Regions from separate parts of the Mus musculus genome. Here region 1 is linked to region 2. The links are chromatin loops, found by intact Hi-C in ENCODE. Cell type or tissue: heart. All regions are shown on one strand.

The links. Peaks named below come from ENCODE experiments on the same cell type or tissue, not always from the same donor. Only the 100,000 strongest peaks of a DNase experiment are listed, where the experiment ranks them.
Region 1: a loop joins it to region 2, with 2.1 times the contacts of the local background. A loop is called at or near these places in 4 of 42 quality-filtered maps.

What each region holds. Positions count from the first base shown.
Region 1 is chr15:36,014,407-36,022,406 of GRCm38, reverse strand. Rgs22 (regulator of G-protein signalling 22) reads left to right here. Exons shown (of 28, transcript NM_001195748.1): 23 at 6,638-6,793. Among named protein-coding and RNA genes, the nearest start is that of Cox6c, 80 kb to the right of the region's middle. In heart, no CTCF peak of the experiment used is centred here; no DNase peak of the experiment used is centred here; H3K27ac peaks cover 1,523 bases.
Region 2 is chr15:35,929,832-35,937,831 of GRCm38, reverse strand. It overlaps Vps13b (vacuolar protein sorting 13B), which reads right to left. Exons shown (of 62, transcript NM_177151.4): 62 at 6,603-7,977. The coding sequence ends at 7,732. It overlaps Cox6c (cytochrome c oxidase subunit 6C), which reads left to right. Exons shown (of 4, transcript NM_053071.2): 2 at 548-677; 3 at 2,419-2,547; 4 at 5,735-5,856. The coding sequence starts at 561. The coding sequence ends at 2,532. Among named protein-coding and RNA genes, the nearest start is that of Cox6c, 4.4 kb to the left of the region's middle. In heart, a CTCF peak has its summit at 3,124; no DNase peak of the experiment used is centred here; H3K4me3 peaks cover 1,475 bases; H3K27ac peaks cover 658 bases.

The DNA.
Region 1 (8,000 bases), 85 kb before region 2:
AGTTCTTTATATATATTGGATATTAGTCCCCTATCTGATTTAGGATTGGTAAAGATATTTTCTCTTATTGACAGTGTCCTTTGCCTTACAGAAGCTTTGCAATTTTATGACATCCCATTTGTGGATTCTTCATCTTACAGCACAAGCCATTCCTCTTCTGTTCCCTACTTTCTCCTCTATAAGTTTCAGTGTCTCTGGTTTTATGTGGAGTTCCTTGATCCACTTAGACTTGAGCTTTGTACAAGGAGATAAGAATGGATCAATTCGCATTCTTCTACAGGATAACCTACAGCTGTGCCAGCACCATTTGCTGAACATGCTTTCTTTTTTCCACTGGATGGTTTTAGCTTATTTGTCAAAGATCAAGTGACCATAGGTGTGTGGGTTCATTTATGGGTCTTCAATTCTGTTACATTGATCTACATGTCTGTAACTATACCAGTACCATGCAGTTTTTATCACAATTGCTCTGTAGTACAGCTTGAGGTCAAGCATGGTGATTCTCCCAGAGGTTCTTTTATTGTTGAGAATAGTTTTTGCTATCCTAGGATTTTTGTTATTCCAGATGAATTTACAAATTGCCCTTTCTAACTCTGTGAAGAATTGAGTTGGAATTTTGATGGGGATTGCATTGAGTCTGTAGATTGCTTTTGACAAGATAGCCATTTTGACTATATTAATCCTGCCAATCCATGAGCATGGGAGATCTTTCCATCTTCTGAGATCTTCAGTTTCTTTCTTCAGAGACTTGAAGTTCTTATCATACAGATCTTTCACTTCTTTAGTTAGAGTCACACCAAGGTATTTTATATTATTTGTGACTATTGAGAAGGGTGTTGTTTCCCTAATTTCTTTCTCAGCCTGTTTATCCTTTGTGCAGAGAAAGGCCACTGATTTGTTTGAGTTAACTTTATATCCAGCTACTGCACAGAAGCTGTTTATCAGGTTTAGGAGTTCTCTGGTGGAATTTTTAGGGTCACTTATATATACTATCATATCATCTACAAATGGTGATATTTTCACTTCTTCCTTTCCAATTTGTATCCCTTTGATCTCCTTTTGTTGTCTAGTTGCTCTGACTAGAACTTCAAGTATTATATTGAGTAGGTAGGGAGAGAGTGACAGCCTTGTCTAGTCCCTGATTTTAGTGGGATTGCTTCAAGTTTCTCACCATTTAGTTTGATGTTGACTACTAGTTTGCTGTATATTGTTTTTAATATGTTTAGGAATGGGCCTTGAATTGCTGATCTTTCCAAGACTTTTATTATGAATGGATGGTGGATTTGTCGAATGCTTTCTCGGCATCTAATGAGATGATCATATGGTTTTTGTCTTTGAGTTTATTTATATAGTGGATTATGTTGATGGATTTCTGTATATTAAACCATCCCTCCATCCCTGGGATGAAGCCTACTTGATCATTATGGATGATCATTTTAATGTGTTCTTGGGTTCAGTTTGAGAGGATTTTATTGAGTATTTTTGCATCGATATTCAAAAGGAAAATTGGTCTGAAGTTCTCTTTCTTTGTTGTTTTGTGTGTGTGTGTGTGTGTGTGGTGTTTAGGTATCAGAATAATTGTGGCTTCATGGAATGAATTGGGTAAAGTACCTTCTGTTTCTATTTTGTGGATTAGTTTGAGAAGAATTGGAATTATGTCCTCTTTGAAGGTCTGATAGAACTCTGCACTAAACCCATCTGGCCCTGGGCTTTTTTTGGTTGGGAGACTATTAATGACTGTTTCTATTTTTTTAGGGGATATAGGATTGTTTAGGTAATTAATCTGATCCTGATTTAACTTTGGTACCTGGTATATATCTAGAAAATTTTCCATTTCATCCAGGTTTTCCAGTTTTGTTGAATATAGGCTTTTGTAGTAAGATCTGATGATGTTTTGAATTTCCTCATATTCTGTTGTTATGTCTCCCTTTTCATTTCTGATTTTGTTAATTAGGATACTGTCCCTGTGACCTCTAGTTAGTCTAGCTAGGGGTTTATCTATCTTGTTGATTCTCTCAAAGAACCAGCTCCTGATTTGGTTGATTCTTTATATAGTTGTTTTTGTTTTCACATGGTTGATCTCAGCCCTGAGTTCGATTATTCCCTCCCTTCTATTCCTCTTGGGTGTATTTGCTTCCTTTTGTTCTAGAGCTTACAGGTGTGCTATCAAGCTGCTAGTGTATGCTTGCTCCAGCTTCTTTTTGGAGGCACTCAGAGCTATGAGTTTTCCTCTTAGGACTGCTTTCATTGTGCCCATAAGTTTGAGTATGTTGTGGATTCATTTTCATTAAACTCTAAAAAGTCTTTAATTTCTTTCTTTCTTTCTTCCTGGACCAAGTTATCATTGAGTAGAGTGTTGTTCAGCTTCTACGTGTATGTTCACTTTCTATTATTTATGTTGTTATTGAAGACCAGCCTTAGTCTGTGGTGACCTGATAGGGTGCATGGGATTATTTCAACATTTTTGTATCTATTAAGGCCTGTTTTCTGACCAATTTGGAGAAGGTACCATGAGGTGCTAAGAAGAAGGCAAATCTTTTTTTTTTTTAGAATGTAATGTTCTATAGATATCTGTTAAATCAATTTATTTCATAACTTCTGTTAGTTTCTCTGTGTCTCTGTTTAGTTTCTGTTTCCAGGATGTGAGTGGGGTGTTAAAGTCTCCCACTATTATTGTGTGTCATGCAATTTGTGTTTTGAGCTTTCCTTCGTTTCTTTAATGAATGTGGATGCCCTTGCATTTGGTTCATAGATTTTCAGAATTGAGAGTTCATCTTGATAGATTTTACCTTTGATTGGTATGAAGTGCCCCTCCTTGTCTTTTTTGATAACTTTGGGTTGAAAGTCGATTTTATTGGATATTAGAATCGGTACTCCAGCTTGTTTCTTGGGACCATTTGCTTGGAAAATTGTTTTTCAGCCTTTTACTCTGAGGTAATATATGTCTTTGTTCCTGAGGTGGGTTTCCTGTATGCAGAAAAATATTGAGTCCTGTTTATGTAGCCAGTCTGTGAGTCTACGTTTTTTTATTGGGGAGTTGAGTCCATTGATATTAAGAGATATTAAGGAAAAGTCCTTGTTGCTTCCTGTTATTTTTGTTGTTAGAGTTGGAATTCTGTTCTTGTGGCTATCTTCTTTTAGGTTTGTTGAAAGATTACTTTCTTGATTTTTCTAGGGTGTAGTTTCCCTCCTTGTGTTGGAGTTTTCCCTTAATTATCCTTTGAAGGGCTGGATTTGTGGAAAGATATTGTGTGAATTTGGTTTTGTCATGGAATGCTTTGGTTTCTCCATCTATGGTAATTGAGAGTTTTGCTGGCATTTGTGTTCTCTTAGGGTCTGTATAACATCTGTCCAGGATCTTCTGGCCTTCATAGTCTCTGATGAAAAGTCAGGTGTAATTCTAATAGGCCTGCCTTTATATGTTACTTGACCTTTTCCCCTTACTGCTTTTAATATTTTATCTTTATTTAGTACATTTGTTGTTCCCATTATTGTATGTAAGGAGGAATTTCTTTTCTGGCCCATCCTATTTGGAGTTCTGTAGGTTTCTTGTATGTTTATGGGCATCTCTTTCTTTAGGGTAGGGAAGTTTTCCACTATGATTTTGTTGAATATATTTTCTGGCCCTTTAAGTTGAAAATCTTCATTCTCATCTATGCCTATTATCCTTAGGTTTGGTCTTCTCATTTTGTCTTGGATTTCCTGGATGTTTTGAGTTAGGATCCTTTTGCATTTTGCATTTTCTTTGATTATTGTGTCCATGTACTCTATGGAATCTTCTGCACCTGAGATTCTCTCTTCCATCTCTTGTATTCTGTTGCTGATGCTCAAGTTTCTGGCTTATGTTTTCTTTCTTAGTATTTCTATCTCCAGTGTTGTTTCCCTTGTGTTTTCTTTATTGTTTCTACTTCCATTTTTATATCTTGCATGGTTTTGTTCAATTTCTTCACCTGTTTGGATGTGTTTTCCTGTAATTTTTAAGGGATTTTTGTGTTTCCTCTTTAAGGACTTCTACCTGTTTAGCAGTGTTCTTCTGTATTTCTTTAAGTGAGTTATTAATGCCCTTCTTAAAATCCTCTCCTAACATGAGATATGATTTTAAATCTGAATTATGCTTTTCCAGTGTGTTTGGGTATCCAGGACTCGCTGTGGTGAGAGTACTAGGTTCTGATGATGCCGAGTGGTCTTGGTTTCTATTGGAAAGATTTTTATGTTTGTCTTTTGCCATCTGGTAATCTCTGGTGTTATATTTTCCAGCTGTCTCTGGCTGGAGCTTGTTCCTCCTGTGTGTCTATTTGCCTCTGTTAGTACTCATGGAAGACCAGCTCACTCCTGAATCCAGGGGGCCAGAGCACTCCCTGGAGGCCAACTCTCCTCTGGCAGGGAAGGTGCACAGAGGACTGAGGGTCAGCTCCACCTCCTGGCTTAGGGTGAAGGCCTGAAGGAACCCTGTCCAAGAAGCTCTATTGCTTCTGTGTTCATGTGCTCTCCAGCTGGAACCTACCTCAGACAGACCCCCAGATAGAAAATGGCGCTATCACCTGAATCCTGGGATATCCTATACATTAGGTTTTTTTTTCTTAGAAATTGGTTGTCTTTTAAGATTCTATAGGTACAGAAGAATGTATATTAATTTAATATTAGACTCAAATCTCAATTGCTACTTGGGGGATTATAACATTTTCATACCTTCCATTGAAAACATGGGTCCTGATAAGGTAACGTTTAGAAGAAAGGCTGATGTATGGCATGCACATTTTTAAGCTGAGAATGCCTCGAGTTTTACAGAGATAACTGAGAAATAGGGTTAATAGATGCCAACTAAAAGAAGACAGGCATTCAAGTTGAAGAGACTTATGGTATACATTGTATCTATCATCTATCTATCTGTCATCTATCTACCTATCTATCTATCTAATATCTAATCCTCTATCAATTGATATTCAAGAGTTTCACACAATGTGCTTTTGTCTTGTACACAGGCCCGCTTAACTCTTTTCAGATCCAGCCTACCCACCCATCTTTGTGCCTTTTCTTCTTTTTTCCTTTTTTTTTTTTTTTATTTCACCCATCAAGACCAAATTTGTGCTACCCAAATAATCTTAGATGCGTAGCTTTCTGCCGAAGTATGACCAACCTATCAGGGGCTACCTTCTTAGGCTCTTCCTCCCTCCCTCTCCCAGTGCTAACAGTTGCCAGTAGCTCCACCTTTAGGGATGGGACTGTGTGTCCGACTCCCATCTCCATGCCTGAATTTTGTCTGGCTTGGGCTTGCACGGACATTGTGCGTGCTGTCACCACTGCTCTGCTCTGTCTGGAAGACAGTATCCTTGCAATAATCCAGTGCCTGTGGCTCTTACATCCCCTCCCCTCCCTCTTCTGCAAACGATTCCCGAGCCTTTGTAGGAGGGGGTGTGGTATGTATGCTCCATTTAGTTTCATAGAGCATTTCATAATTTCTTCCTCTCTGCACCTTGGACAGTTGTGAGGCTCTGTGTTGAGCACCATCTGTTGCAATTAGAAGCCTCTCTGATGTGGAGTTGCGAGAGCTGCAATGAGCCATGGGTGTAATGATGTCATTTAGAATCCGTTTAATGCTTTGTCTACTAAGGCATCCTTTGACATGGCTCTCCAAATTTTATATCCATGCTTCCAAGGAAGCTACAGAATTCAATAACAAGATTGTACTTCAAAGGGAATGAATAATTTTAGCAAGTAACTATATTTATGCCTAGAAGAGATGAGTAGTGACTTTTGCTAATTCAGGATTCAAACATTTACTTTGAAAATAATTTCCTCTTTTACTCTAAGAGTTGGCTTGGAGCCTAATGGGACGGCTCGTTTTTCTTCAAGGCATTAAGTAATAGCTACTCTTAGCCATAAGATGTTGGACTTGATTTGATGTGGAGAGTCCTATCTTAGAAATAATATATGCCTGTGGAGCTAATGTAAAACTTCAGCACAGGAATTACAACAGCTACTCTTATCTCTATAAATATCATAATTAATGATTTAATGTGTGGTGTCCTCTTAGAGAGGCTTGGTCTAGCATGCCGGTTTGCTTTTTAAATGTTACTTTTTCTCCCTCTTACACGAAAGAGAGATTACGTCATTTAAAAGTTACTCAGGATTTATTCTTAGATCCACAGCTTTGTTTAAGAGCTTTCCAGAGGCAAAATGGAATTTCCTTTTTCTAAAAGACAGGGAGGGTGCGGGGAGTAGGGGGGGGAACGCTTTGTTTCCTTTGATGAACTGAATACTTGAAATACTTGCACAACACTGCAGAGAGTGGCTGACCAACTGGGGTAGTTTAAAAAAAGAACATCAATTTCTTATTTCAGAAGACCTAATGGAGTCTTTACTAATTTGACCAGTTGGTTAGAGACACATAAAGACTAAAGGCACTTTTAAGTGTACTCTGTGAGTGTTTTAAAGGACTTTCCACTGGTAGCTAAAAACCCTGCTGATAAGCACGTGCTGAGCTCTCTGTGCTGTGAAGTCTCAGACAAGGTGTGGGAGGGAGACCCGGTGTAGATTAAGGATAGAGAAGCTAATCCTCTATTGTGGTATACTAGAGTTAAATCAGTACATCTGTAGAAAATCATATTCTGAGACATACTTTTTTTTATATATACAGATGACAATTTTTGGGGTTCTGTTTAAGTTTTGGCCACAGTTTTGTGAGTTTAGGAAGAATTTAACTGACGAGAAAATCATGAGTGTTTTAGAGAGAAGACAGGAACATAAGCAGAAAAGGAAAGCGTCAGACACAGAAGAGGACAAGGCGGGAAAGGTAAGAGCAAGCCCATCCCATCCGCCGCAAGCACACTTCGAAAAGAAAGGTGGTTTGCATGGCTGATAGAAGAATGTGGGCTGGGGAAGTGTGCAGAGACGCTAAGGAAGTAACTGCAAAGCCTTCCTTCACAGCAACCCGGCTGTTCTGAATTTCCCAGAAGTGATGTCAGATAGGTTCTTCAGGAAGGCTTTTGTTGACACCTCTAGACAACACCAGCAGCTTCCATTTGCTGGAGTGATCCTACTTCTCCTGTGTGTGTGTTTTGTGTGTGTGTGTGTGTGTGTGTGTGTGTGTGTGTGTGTGTGTGTGGGTGTGTGTGTGTGTGTGTGAGAGAGAGAGAGAGAGAGAGAGAGAGAAACAGACAGATAGACAGACAGACAGACAGAGACAAAGAAAGGCAGAGACAGACAAAGAAAGGCAGAGACAGAGACAGAGAGATGCATATGCATGTGTATGGTACCTGTACAAGCACATGCAGATGCCAGAGCGGCAGCTCCTGCTCTATTCCTGAGAGGCATCTCTATGGGCATGGCTCCCAACCTGGAATGCCAATTTCACTTATCAGCTGATGGTAGTAGTATGTATCTATATGACTTAAGCATGTAAGATAATTAGCTGGCATGTATGTATGAAAAACTATTCAACCATATGATTGAAAGGTATTTGCTCATTCGGGAGCACACAGCACAGTATGGTGAGGAGCATCCTCATGGGACTTCCTGGCTTTTCATCCTAGCCCTATCATTAGCTCTATTCCATTGGTTGTTTTCTTTTTATTACTATTTTTAATTTTTCTATGTATGTCTATACATGTGTCACATACATGTAGGTCCCCATGATGACTAGAAGGTGTAGAGTCCCTGCGGTTAGAGTTATAGTCTATTCTGAGCTGCCTACCTGGGTGCTGAGAACTGGATTTGGGTTGTCCAGAGAGCAGCTAATGCCCTCCCTCTCCCCCCAGATCTGTCCTCTCAGCAAAACGGTCATTTCCTCTTAGTCTCATTTTGTCAGTAAATGGAGAGAATTGTAACACTCACATCCCAGAGTAAAGGACAGAGGAGGACATATGCAGCCCAGCAAGCCACACGTAAAGATGGTTGTCTCAGCAGGCATGGTGATCTCTATGTCAGGATGGCACAGCTGTGTCCTCTACTTCCGTTCTTGATGGGAATTCAATGGAGAAATCACAGAAGGGTGGAGGGAA
Region 2 (8,000 bases):
TTTGCCGCGGCCAGGTTGACCTTGATTGGGTCGTTTGACCTGCGGGGGCTGGTGCTCCAGTTGGATAAGGGGTGCGACCTTGGAGGGGACTCAGGCACCGAGGGGCCCCGGTGGTCGGCCTGGTGTGGGAGTAGAATTGGGAAGCTGGAGGGTCCCCGATCTGTCGCGCCTGCTCCACCGGCCCTCGGGGCGCTTGCTGGGCTCTAGTCCCACAGCTTCAGTGACCTGAGTTCTCCCCGAAGGCTTTTCTTCCTAAGGGTGAATTCTGAAAAGGCAACAGCTAGGTCGCATCTGCCTTTCTGTGGATGGGGGACACTTTTGTCATGGTTTTTGCTCATCGGTTTGTTGCTGGTTACCGCCTTGTTGCGGGTAGTGGAAATGCGTAGGAGAGGAGCGGGCAAAGATGAAGTTGCCAAAGTCATTGACCTTGCAGGAGGGGTTAGGCCGCGATTGTAGATACTAAACTACGTTGTGCATGTAGAGTTCATTCAATCACTTAACCTGTTACAAGCCTTTTTTTTTTCCCCTCCTTGTTTTACTCGCAAAGGACATTGGCTACCATGAGTTCCGGTGCGCTGTTGCCCAAACCACAGATGCGTGGTCTTCTGGCCAAGCGTCTGCGGGTTCATATTGCTGGCGCATTCATTGTGGCCCTGGGAGTTGCCGCTGCCTATAAGGTATGTGCTTTAGGTCACAAGCTGTTCGTTTAAAACATTATTTTTTAAACCTAGTTAAGAGCTGTTTAAAAAAGAAACTCTATCTTCAAGATATTTCCCTCATTTACCTTCCAAAGGCTTCAACGTAACAGAAACCCTATCTTCAAATGAAAATGCGCCACAGTCATTACAGGTTCCCTCTTCCCAGGTATCAAGGTAAAGCTGACAACCAAGAAATCTGATGTTATAATTTACTCTAAGTCTGGAGATCTGAGCACCAAGGGAATGTTGGTATACTACCCAATACAGAAGCCTTGAGGGGAAAGTGTTAGCAGTTTTAACTGCTTATCCCAGTGTCCTGGTACAAGTCCCAGGGTTGGAAGTCTAGGAGGTTTGGTGTCTGTTGGGAAAAGAAGATGGGTGTACCTAGCTCAAGAAGATTGAAAATGTGTCTTGGGGTTAACCTTTTTTTATTTGGTCCTTTTATGCATTGGGTGACCTGTTTACACTCTGAAGTGGATCACTGTTGGCCAAGTTTCTTCCAAAACCAGCCTCATAAAACTCTAGCTGTCTGAACATCATTTAGCCCTGTCATGTAGATGCTAACTTAACTATTATATATAGTGTGGGCTTCAACAGACTTTAGAGAGTGGCACTGAGGAACCTCCCTTTGGTTCTTTTATTGGATGACATTGGGATTTGAAAAGGAGGAGGAACAGTAAATTTACTTCTGTGTTGCTTCATTAGATAGCAGGATTCTGTGCATTTCTGTAGCCCCTCACCTGTGGACTAGTACGCACAGGTGTACTGTGTTCTGTGCACGATGAGTGAACCTGGGAAGATGAGCTAAACCGTGTTTTATATTCCAGACGTGGATTTGGATCACCAAATGCCAGCCGTAGCTGTGGCTATTGCTTAACCTTTGATCTATTGCTTTAACTCCACCTGGTCTCTCAAATACCATTCCTTCCCTCTGTGCTGACCATTCTGTATGTAAGACACAGCCACATGAACATAGCTCTTCCTGATCTTTTTCTTTGTGTTAGCAGTTTTATTAATAAAGGCCTTCCTTTCAAGTAATCAGCCATCATTTTGGATTCCATTCCCTAATTTGCAAAATGACTCAGTTCTTGTTTAAGTGTAAATTCCCTATAACTTTCTGGCATTTTCTTATATCTTTTAAATTTGCTTTAAACTTCTTTAAAATTCACAGTCTGCTTAAGTTGAGCCGGGATATGTTACCATGTTAACATTTCGACTGGCAATATTTATGGTTTGCTAGAAGGAAGGCTATTAGTTTATTTTGTACTATCTTTAACTTTTTGGGGGGGACGACGACGGCAGGGTTTCTTATGTTCTCTTCAAACACACCAGAAGAGGGCATCAGATCTCATTACTGATGGTTGTGAGCCACCATGTGGTTACTGGGAATTGAACTCAGGACCTCTGGAAGAAGAGTTAGTGCTCTTAACCACTGAGCCATCTCTCCAGCCCCAACTTAACACTCTTTCTACCAAACACATACACAAATGTGGACTACAACCCTACCCCAGAATAGGGTTGTCTGTCTCTAGGGTAGTAGGGAGCTTTTTGCTGTATAGTTGCCACAAGACTCTTCCTTTCATGGTGTCCCCCCTCCTTGTCTAGGAAATAAGAGGGCTCAGTAAAGACTGAGTACAAGTATCTTCTTAGTTTATTTTGTTTTTATGCATTTCTAATAATCTGAAAAGAAAGTTCTGTAACGGGCTATGCTACCTTTTAGTTTGGCGTGGCTGAGCCAAGAAAGAAGGCGTATGCAGAATTCTACAGAAATTATGATTCCATGAAAGATTTCGAAGAGATGAGGAAGGCTGGTATCTTTCAGAGTGCCAAGTGATTTCAGAATGCAAAGGTAATTACAGTTACTTTTTAGTTGTGTCTAAGAAATGTTTAACTAGTGAATTATCTTAACTGTACAGTTCTTATAAAACTGCTACTGTCTAGGAAAGAGCCGCCATGCTTTTCTTCCAGACTGACAAGTAGTTCTTTTTATGAATTAAACTACATTATTTGCTTTTCTTCTTCCCCTTTTTCTCCTTCTATGCATGGGATACATGTCAGAAAAACTTTGGAATTGCTTTTCTTTCCACCCATTATATGGGTTTGTTCCAGGGAACAAACTTGGGTTGGCAGATTAAGGCGGTGAGTGCTTTTACCCATCTAGTCGCCTTGCTGGCCCTTTGTCAGTTATTTCAGTTAGTACAGTGTTTTACTGTTGAGGCCGGCCAGCGGCTCACATGTCCGGGTTCGAGCCTGGAAAGCATCTTGAAATCTGGAAGAAAAGAGGGAATGTAGGCGGCTTGATGGAGCTAAGTCAAGAGATTCTGATCAATTTTAATATTCAGAAACTGAGGTTATAAGGAAGGGGGAGGGGCCCATTCCCGCCAAATCATCTTCAGAGTCCAGCTGTAGGTGACCACGTGTGTACTCTGGAACAGCTAGGTGGCGGTAGTAGCAGTGGGAGTGGCAGAAGGATAGGGTGGCAGGCTCCACCCCCGATGATCTCCTGGTGATAGCAGTCAACTGCTCAGCCTGTTTAAGGGCTGGGTGGGGGTACATTTTACATGTCAGTAATTCCCTCCTTTTTTTAAGGCTGAAAATACTCCATTGTATGTTGTTTCTGGGAATTGAACCTGGAGTATTGTGCATACTTGGAAAGCATTCTACAATCGACTACATCTTATTCTATATACATACATACATGTACTCATATATATGTGTATATACATGTATATATATGTGTGTGTGTGTGTGTGTAGATTTTTTTATCTTTGTTTTTTCCCTTTTAGTGGATATTTTATTTATTTACATTTCAAATGTTATCCCCTTTCCAGGTCTCCCATCTGGAAACCTCCTATCCCATCCTTTTCCCCCTGCCCCTGTGAGGGTGCTTTCCCCGACACTCACTCCCAGTGTATGTGTGTTTTTTGGTAGTGGGTTGAGATACTTTATGGTGGTTTTGATTTGCGCTTCCTAGTGATTTGTAGCTTCGAGTGTTGCATGTACTTATTGGCCACTTTGTATATTCTTTGGGTATACTGGGGATTTTCCCCTTTCATATGTATGTAGGGTGTGCGTGCGTAAGTCCAAGGTTAATATTAAGAGTACTTTCCTTTAGTATTTTCTATAGTATTGAGGCAGGATCTCAGTTGAATCCAGAGCCCTCTCATGAGGCTAGGCTGGCTAACCAGGTTACTCTTGCAATTGCAGATGAACCACCATGTCTGTCAGGCATTTATATAAATTTTGGGGATCCAAACTCTGGATTTTATTGTTATTTTTGTGCTTTAGCCACTTGGCCAGCTCTCCATCCTGGGGATTCTTTTATTCAACTCTGCTGACTATTTTTTAAATTTTACTTTAGATGAGTTGTTCCCTTATATTTCTGTCAAACAGGCCATCCCAGAATCACTGCCAAATCCAGTATCTTAAACACTTTCTTTCAAGAGTCTTAATGCTTTTTATGTCTTTGAGTCTTTCTTTTTTGCTGGTGCTGGGGATTGTATGAAGTGTATGCTTTAATTTAGCTGCACCTCTTTAGTCAGTGTTTTTCAACCTTGTGGGTCATGACCCTTTTAGGGGTTTCATATCAGATGAACCTACATACCAGGTATTTACAATTCACAACAGCAGCCAAATTATGGTTAGGAAGAAGCAATGAAAGTAGTGTTATGGTTGGGAGTCATTACAGTAGATGGAATTGTATTGAAGGGTCGTCATTAGGAAGGTTGAGCACCACTGCTCTAAAAGTCCTCCGTATTAAGATAATTTTTGTTTATGGTGTAATGGCAAGATCCAGCTTCATTCTTTAGTATACAGATAATATGTTGTCCCAAAAATATTTTTTAAAAATTGTCCTTCCCCTTTGAATGAAGGACCCTCAGATTTTTTGTTGTTGTTGTTGTTGTTGTTGTTGTTGCTTCTTGCATTAGTCTATTGAGGTAGTCTTTTGCTAACAAGAAGCTGTTTCATCTTGACTAGTTGGTTGGCCAGTGAGCTCCTAAGATTCTCCTGGTTCTGGTCCCCCAATGCTGGTGTTTTAATGCACTGTCATGCCTGACTTTATGTGGGAGCTGGGGATTTGAACTAGGATCCTTGTATAGCAAGCATCCATATTCTGAACCATCACTCAAGCCTGGTTTGTTTATCAGGGCAGTACCACAGAGGTTTCATTATATATGAGTCTTCCACCCCAACCCCCTCAGTTGAGATATTTGAGCTCCTTTGAGAATCTCTGAATTTTAGAGTGGGTTTTCTTTTTCTTTTTTTTTTGTTTTTTGTTTTTCGAGACAGGGTTTCTCTGTGTAGCCCTGGCTGTCCTGGAGCTCACTCTGTAGACCAGGCTGGCCTCGAACTCAGAAATCCGCCTGTCTCTGCCTCCCGAGTGCTGGGATTAGAGGCGTGCGCCACCACGCCCAGCGGGTTTTCTTTTTCTACAAAAAATGGTTGGGTTTTTTATAAAGATTCCATTAATCTGTAGATTGCTCTGGAGTGTATAGACATCTTACTATTGCAATATTGCAGTCTTCCAGCAGCACTTTATATCTTTGCTCAGTATTCTATTCATAAGTGTTCTATTAGTTTCAAAGTAATTATAAATAGAATTGTTTTATTTTTACTTTAGTGTATTACAATTTTATGCCCTATAACTTTGTAAAACTCATTCTAACCTTTCTGTTTCTGTGTGTATTATTAGAATTTTCTACATTATAAAATATTACCTACAGATTTTACTTCCTTTGGGTGTATTTTCTTTTTCTCAACTGATTTTTCTGATTAGGACTTTAATACTATGTTGGCAAGAATTGGCATTTTTTTTTTTTTTTTTTTTTTTTTTTTTTTTTTTTTTGCTGATTCTAAAGGAAAAGCTTTCAGTTTTTCATCAAGTGCAGGTTAGTAATAGATTCATCCGCAGTTGACTATATTGAGATGTAGTTTTTACATTTTAGAAAGTTTACAGTCTAGTAGGACTAGACTTTATGGATGGTAGTAATAAAGATTGTTTATCATTCACAAAGCTATTGTGTTTCTCTCCATAGAATTCTTTGGATTGCGCTCCAAAGAAGTTCATTGCTGACCTGCGCTCCTGAACTATGAAACATGAATATGTGTGGGCTAAGGAATAGTTTCTTTCAATAAACAGTAATTATATGGACAGTAAGTCTTTGCTTGGTTATTAATGATAATTCAGAGCCTTTAATACCTGACGCCTAATGTTCTTATAATTCTAGATAAATATTATAAAGACAACTCCTATAATTATCTGGTCCTGGCTTTGGTGTCCTGGAGTACCTATGAGCATCTGTACTTCTGGTCTTGATGTTCCAATCCTATCATTAAAATCAGCCTTTGCAGGAGGCAGAGGTAGATATGTTACTGAACCTTGAGCTGGAGGCCAGTAGAGTGAGTTTCAGGGCAGCCTGGAATACATGGTTAGATGCCAACTCATTATTTTTGGTTGTGAGCTTAGCCTTTAATGGCTGAGCTATCACTCCAGCCCAAGAGATGCCATTCTATAAAAATCTGTCCTTAGATTTCACTGCCAGTCTTTGGTATTGCTGTTGTCACCAGAAAGAAAGTTAATTGACGTACTATTAGAAAAATTATTTTTATTAATGAGCCAACAATATGTATAATGAATGTGAATATGTGTCTAATCCAGAAAAACACTTAACTAGTATTGAGGAATGTCTGATAGTCACTTAAAGTCTGAATGTAGATTTTGTGGCAGGGCCGTGTGCATCCTGGTTAAGAGTTCTAGGACTGCTGTATCCAGTGGACAGAATGAAAATGCAAATTTGGTCAGTAGTTCTGTTTAACTTGTTTAAGAAAGACTCAGTGAGTGAATTCTATTAAAATGGGGTATCCATGAAAACCTGCACAGAAAAAACTCACAGCACACCTTTATCCACGGTCAGTGATTCAGGAATACCTTTTATTATGTATATAATAATTTCCAGCAGTATGTAAAATTACCATAAGCCATACAAGAATCAGTACATATTTACATTCTTAAAAATAACTGTTCTTGAGTTTGACAAAGATGTTCTTTTCCTAAATGTGTAATAGACCAATTGCAGAGATGATCTTCATATTTGGTTTGAATTGTTCACCAAGGACTTGTTTTCCAGGACTAGTGCTGTAGTAGGGATGTGTGCTCAGCAGACTGAGGTTGTAGGTCAGTGTCCTTTGAAATCAGTGGCCCTGTCTTACTGCCACATTTCAGTTGAAGGGAAGGAACAGATTGCAGGCCTGTGCATGAATACCATCAGTGGGTAATGAGACCCTGAGAGTCACTAACTCCTGAAGGTAGTGGTGATGCCAGGTCATGCATCAAAGCCCTCCCTAGATGTTAAATAATACTTAACAGATACTAGGGATAGCTCCAGACTTTATCAAATCAATTCAACAGAGCAACTATCTGGACTGAAGTCACTGTCAGCCTTAAGGCTGGAGTCTTTAACTCATCCGCAAACAAACTTATAACCAATATGTTCTGTTCTTGTCGGTAGACACAAAGTGTTACTTTAGCTTAGTAAAACACAAACTTTCCAAAATATACCTGAGCAGTTAAAAGTCTGTCTTACTAGAAATCAGTAGAACACAGACTTTGAGTGGAATTCACATTGTTTTTTACTAAAAGAATGATATTGTAGTTAAGTAAAAAATTAAAGTGAAACAGCAGAGTTCTAAATATTACAGAGGTGGTGGAGTTTTATTTCTTGGTCTGTTTTCTAGGGCCTGTCCACATTTTACTATATGCAGATCACTAATAGATTAAAATTCCAGTGAGAACTTCTGATTGTGGCATAGAGAAGAAAGGTTTTCTGTGTATGGTAAGAACACAACATTTATAGGATTTTGCTGATCATTGGTTCTCCCATCTGGAATTTTTGTTTGTTTCTTTAGGGAGAACATAGATGTAAATTCCTACAAAACTAGTGTGGCCTTAACTAAAGTGCTGGCCTTGTGTCCATGTTGAATGTTAGAATTCAGTCTTGCACAGCAAAAACCAAACACCTCCCTTAAAGGGGACTCAGGAGAAGCCTTTCCTCAGGGCTTTATTCTTTACCATGGTAAATTTACTAATGAAGACCTGAGCAAAATGTGGGTCCACCAAATAATGGTATGTTTTAACAGTGGCAGGAGGAGGCTCCACAGCTACCACAGAACATGTCTGCATAGAAGAGCAGCTGGGGGCCAGGTGACAAGATGTTTTTGCAATGTAGTCCACGAGCCTCTTAAACTGTTGCTCTGACAGCCTCTCCCGGGCACCATCAATCTGGGTTCCAAAAACAAAGGGTC